Regions from separate parts of the Homo sapiens genome. Here region 1 is linked to region 2. The links are chromatin contacts, found by Hi-C or POLR2A ChIA-PET in ENCODE. All regions are on one chromosome and are shown on one strand. The core of a region is the stretch at or near the end of the contact, and the rest is flanking DNA. Distances in the headings are between cores, read along the strand shown.

Region 1 (3,031 bases), core at 362-2,861, 45 kb before region 2:
GGCCAGGCTGGTTTTGAACTCCAGACCTCGTGACCCACCTGCCTCGGCCGCCCAAAGTGCTGGGATTACAGGCGTGAGCCACCGCGCCCAGCCCTGACCTAGCTATTGACTGCTTATCCTGGAGTCTAGGATCTCTCTGGTGCCAGATCTGAGACGCCCGCAGCCTCTCCCCTATCTCCAACCTGTCTCCCCCGCTAGATCGTGAGCTCTGTGGGAACATTGCCCAGGCTTGTCTTGTTCACCAACGTGCTTCCAGTGCCTGGCACTGTGCTCAACCCCTCCACGCCCTCGCTCAAACTCAATCGATGTTTGATAGAAAGATGAAGAGAGATTTGTTCGGTCAGAGAGAACAGCATGATGACAGAAGGAAGGCGTACAATCAAAAGCTGTGTGCAGGGCCAGGAGCGGTGGCTCACGTACTCCCAGCACTTTGGAAGGCCTAGGCGGGAGGATCACTTGAGCTCAGGAATTCAAGACCACCCTGGGCAACATGGCGAAACCCCGTCTCTACAAAAAATACAAAAACTAGGCCGGGCGCAGTGGCTCGCGCCTGTAATCCCAGCACTTTTAGGAGGCCGAGGCAGTCAGGAGTTCGAGACCAGCCTGGCCAACATGGTGAAACCCCGTTTCTACTAAAAATACAAAAATTAGCCGGGTGTGGTGGCGAGCGCCTATAATCCCAGCTACTCGGGAGGCTGAGGCAGGAAAATCGCTTGAACCTGGGAGGCGGAGGTTGCAGTAAGCCGAGATGGCGCCACTGCACTCCAGCCTGGGCGACAGAGCAAGACTCCGTCTCAAGAAAAAAAAAAAAAGAAAAAAACCACTAGCCGGGCGTGGTGACGCAGGCCTGTAGTCCCAGCTGTTCGGGAGGCTGAGGCAGGAGGGTCGCTTGAGCCCGTGAGCCGAGATCGCGCCACTGCACTCCAGCCTGGGCGACAGAGCGAGACCCTGTCTCAAAAATTAAATAAATAAATAAATAAATAAATAAAGGTGTGTGCAGGTAACAGCAAGTAGTCTTAAAAGAGTAGACCGAGGTGTGTGCAGAGGGCAACAGTTGGGATATTTGCCTCTGTCTAATTAGCACCTTTGGACATTTGCGTCAGGCTCTGTGCTGACAAAGAGCGCACTGACGACCACAGTAGGGCCCTGCCAGTCCTGTGATGGCACCCAGCATTTAAGTGTGACAGAAGCCACCCACAACAAGCTACATACTGCATATAATTTAAGGGGGTCACGGCCCCGGAAGCCCAGCCATGGACCACGGTTTAAGTACCCCTAGTCCAGCTGGAACAATAAACATGAAATGAGTGCCTGGCTTGGAATGCAAGCCAGGCCGTGACAGAAATGAGGAAGGAGCCGATGGTTTCAGAGGCTGTCGCGAGGAGAGGGCCTTAGAGGCAGGCGGGGGACGACAGCGGACCTAAACTTCTGGGCCCAGGAGAAGTTCGTTCTTTCCTCCAGGATACCTGGAGCCGAGTGCAGGATCTCAGCGAGAAATGCCCCAATCTCAAGGGCGGCACCGAGAGGTGACGCAAGCGGCGCGCGAGGTTGCGTCAATGCAGGACCGCCCCGCCTCCGGCCTGTGCATTGTGGGACCTAAGGGCACCTGTCAGACGCCCAATCTCGCGAGTGAGCGAGATTCACGCGGAACGCAGAGGTGAGAACGGGGAAGGCCCTCCTCAGCAGGAGTCCCGCCCCCTGAAGGGCATGGGCCAATCACAATGCCTCTCCTTCCTGGCCGCTGGGATTGGTCCGAGGGTGCACATGACCGGACTGCGGGACATGTGACCGTGCCGATCTAGGTCGTGTGACCCGTCTGGTGTAGTCCTGGAACAAGGGTTTTGCTGCGGAGGGAAACGGCCAGAGACCTCGATCTAAGACCGGGGTTTGGAGACTGGCGGGCCTCGGAACAGCAGAGCTAGCGGACTTCCGGTCTGGCCCTCTGCTCACGGCCGAGGGCAAGGCGGGTTAGGTCACTTGCTGAGGAAAGAGCTCAATATGTCACGTGTTCCTCTCCCAATGACGTGGACCTCAGTTCCCTCTCCAGTGAAGTGGGCACAGTGTTGCCCGAAAAAGGGTGCTCTGGGGCTTGCCTGAGACGGGACGCGTGGAAATGCCCTGCCGAATATGAATGGGGCGATGGCCTCGCGGGACGGAGCAGCCCAGGAAAGCTGACCGTGGGCTGGGTTGTGGAGCGGAGCCCCAGGGCCTCGGCTGACTTAGCGGCCAGTCGTACATAGTGGGTATGCGGCGGGCCCGACGCCAGTCGTTGTGGACCACTGACTTGTAATCTTTACGACCTCAGTGAGGGTCAGAAGTGTCCGCGAGCCCTGTAGGCGAGGAGAGGCCTGGCTGAGGGCGCACAGCCTGGAAGGGGAGAAACTAGAGCTGGACTCTGCTTGACCCACAGACCCTCCGCCAGGTTGCCTTTGCGAGGCAAGAAGCGAAGGTTGGCGAGCCAGCTGGGAGTACCCACCCCCTCCATGCCTGGTGGAGTCACCCAAGCCCCAGCGACACCCCGGCCTGCCCAAGGTACTGGTGACCCTGGAGGCCGGGGCCCTGGCTTCTCAGTCAGGGTCTCCTCCCCATGGCGGCAGAGCTGTCTGGCGTTTTGAGCCCTTTACACCAGGGGCAAGAGGGCTGCAGGCCAGAGCCAGCAAAAGAGAAGAAGCAGAGGGAATGAGAAACCTAGAAGGTGGAACGGGAAGGAGGGAGTGAAATGGGCAAAGGCCTCCAAAAAAAACAACTTCCGCCTCCTAAGTTTAGTGCATTTAACTCTATAAATATCTATTGAACACCTACTGGATGCCAGGCACTTTTCTAGGCACTGGGCAGCTAGCATTAAACAGAAGGCAGAAACCCCTGCCTTCAACAAAATCTATGCTGTGTTGAATAAGTGATACAGGGAAAAGCTAAAGATGGGGAGAGAGGTGGGAAGGGTATAGAGGATGGGAAGAAATTTACAAAAGAGGCAGGGAGGGCTTTACTGAGAAGGTGACGATGAAGGAAGTGAAGGAAGGGCATTGCAGGC
Region 2 (2,500 bases), core at 1-2,500:
AGAGTGCAGATACAAGCTGTATCAGGAAATGTTTGCCTGGAAGATGGTTGTACTGTCTCTCCCCAGGATCCAGAGTCAGAGGTACCAGGTAAGCCTTTGGTGACTCGAGGCACACGCCTCTGACCAGGACTCTCATGGGCTCTGTGATACCACTTCTTCATGGTGCTTCTTTAGATAAGCTCTTGATGTTGTTTACAAACTCCAGACATCCCAGGGGAAAGTTAGGGAGGCTTTTTGTGCCCTGACCTTTTTTTCCAACTAGTTACTTGGCATTTGTAGCTTGGTCTCAGTAGTTTCTTCGAACTCCTGTCCATGAGCATCTTTGGGAATCTCAATTCCTGCTTCTCCCTCTCCTCCCCACCCCCCACTTTTTATTAGGGGAATTTTAAAACATACACAAAAGTTGAGGGAATCAAGAGCCCCCCACCACACAGCTTTATCAATATGTGGACAATGTTATTTATATTTTCTTTCCTACCTCTCCACCCCCACCAGATTATCTTGAAGCAAATCTCAGATATAATATACTCTTAGTATATTTTTAGAACAAAAGGAAATCTCAAAAGACCATTTAGTCCCCAGTGTCACTTCTGAACAGAACCAGTGGCTTCATAAAAAAAGATGGCACAACTTCTGCTATTGCAGACTCTTCCAGAATTTAGTGATAAGACATTAACCGTTTTCTTAACTTTGAATATAAACTCAGATCTTTAAGGATTTTTTTTGAGGTAGTTAATTGCCTATGGCTAAAATCGTGGTGATGTTTCACCTAATGCTGGGCACTGTCCAGCTAATCAGAACCAAGCTATGGATATTGGCTTCTGCCCTTCAAGGAGTCTACGTACAATCCTTAGCATCATTCTCATCATGTTACTCCTGTTTTTAACCAGCCGTGTTTCTATTTGCATTGTTCTCTTGCTTATCTCCAAATTTAACAAACTAAAGCCAGCAGTCTCCTTTTTCCCTAGAGCCCATCCCCTCACTCTCGTTTAGCTGTTCTGCCCTCTCTTCTGGGTCTTCTTTCAGCACCTAAACGGGACCCCATGTCCCCTGCAATCTTCATAAGGAAGCTCCCTTCTCAGGCACTCATCCAGCCTCCTCCAGCACTGCTCTGTGTGATCGCCCATAGCCCCACCCTGCTGACTAGGGGGCTTCTCTGTCCTTGTCTCACCTCTTAACTGCAAGACTTGATGGAGGCTCCCTCCTGCGTGATGCTCTGGACTCTTCAGAACACCGTGCCTCCTGGTTCTCCTCCCACCTCAGTGGCTGGTCTCCTTTCTCGGTTCCTCTTTTGCCTTCCCCTTAAACTCCCTCTAAATGTTCTGTTCCCTCTCCACTCCTGTGCACTCTCATTGTGGTCTCATCTAGTCTTGTTGACTTTAAATGCCACCTGCAGGCTGACAGCTCTGTGTTCGTATCTCCAGCTGACCTTTCTCCCTACTCCAGGCTTGTCTGGGCAGCTACTAGCATGGCATCTCCACTTGGCTATCTCGGAGTCGCGTCACACTGAGCACCTCTTGAGCCCTGCCTCCCCAAGTTTGATCTTCCCTCAGTCTTTCACTTCTCATCCTTCAGCTCATTCAGGCCAAAAATCATGGTATTGTCCTTGATTCCCATTGTGTGTCTCTTGAAAATGAATGCTGAGCTGTTTCACTGGCACCACTCCGTACAAGGTACCATCACCTCTCACTTGGATTATTAATATTCCCTCCTATCTGTTCTCTCTGCCTTTGCCTCCCTAAAATCTGTTTTCAACACAGCAGCCAAAGCAAGTTTTAGATTCTAAGTCAATCCTGACACTCTTTTCGGAGCCCTTGAATGACTTCCTATCTCACTCATCATGAAAGTCAAAGCCCCAGTGGCTTGCTGGGCCCGTGTAATGTGTTGCTTATTATTTCTCTGACTTCAGCTCCTGCTGCTTCTCCCTTCACTGGCTCTGCCCCATCACACTGGAGTCTTGCTGGTCCTCAAACATGCCGGTAGACTCTTGCCCCTGCGCCTTCACATTTGTTGATCTCAACTCAGAATCCTTGATGGCAAATAATCACAACTTACCCCTCTCCTCCTGGTTTCTCGCAATTCTCCCCTTCTCAGCAAGGCCTTTCCTGACGTCATTACTGAAAATGCAGCCTTCCCCATGCTGTGCCCACACTCCCTCTCCTTCTCACTCTTGCTCCGTAGTTCTCTCTCACCACCTGACATTCTGTGTGTTTTGCTTATTCCCTAATCGCGTCTCTCCTCCCATAGAGTGTAAGTCCCTGTGAGCAGGGATTTTTATCTGCTTGTTGTACCTAGAACAGTGCCTGGCACATAACAGGCACTCAGATAGTTAAAATGAGCAAATGGCTTCGTGCACTTTTCAGCTGTTTTTGCATTGCCAAATTTCTCTGTTGTCATTAATGTTCTTGTATTGGTTTGATGAGTTAAATATAAGTAGGCTTTCTGGTTACTTGTGGCCAGGGTAAGTGGATGTTATCCCTTAAATGCCATTTTGGTCATG

What was found. A loop is a pair of places that touch in the nucleus more often than their neighbours do. ChIA-PET counts read pairs that join two places held with the same protein, here RNA polymerase II (POLR2A). Pooled maps may share reads with other maps.
Region 1: a loop to region 2 is called in a pooled map, with 5 times the contacts of the local background. The contact joins two enhancer-like sites. A Hi-C loop is called at or near these places in 2 of 168 maps with a recorded cell type or tissue (CD14-positive monocyte and PC-9), 2 of 37 single-sample maps with no recorded cell type and 5 of 50 pooled maps. POLR2A ChIA-PET finds 5 or more read pairs at or near these places in 3 of 52 experiments (AG04449, MCF 10A and T-cell).

The regions. Positions count from the first base shown.
Region 1 is chr14:101,946,545-101,949,575 of GRCh38, forward strand. No RefSeq gene overlaps it. Among named protein-coding and RNA genes, the nearest start is that of DYNC1H1, 17 kb to the right of the region's middle. RefSeq lists enhancers at 1,056-1,717, 1,422-1,541, 1,842-2,031. Within about 2 kb of position 1,612, at least 33 of the 41 ENCODE cell types and tissues checked have a DNase peak (open chromatin) inside an H3K27ac peak, as active enhancers do.
Region 2 is chr14:101,991,586-101,994,085 of GRCh38, forward strand. It overlaps DYNC1H1 (dynein cytoplasmic 1 heavy chain 1), which reads left to right. Exons shown (of 78, transcript NM_001376.5): 11 at 1-88. Among named protein-coding and RNA genes, the nearest start is that of DYNC1H1, 28 kb to the left of the region's middle. RefSeq lists enhancers at 1-30, 1,399-1,538. Within about 2 kb of position 1,251, at least 2 of the 41 ENCODE cell types and tissues checked have a DNase peak (open chromatin) inside an H3K27ac peak, as active enhancers do.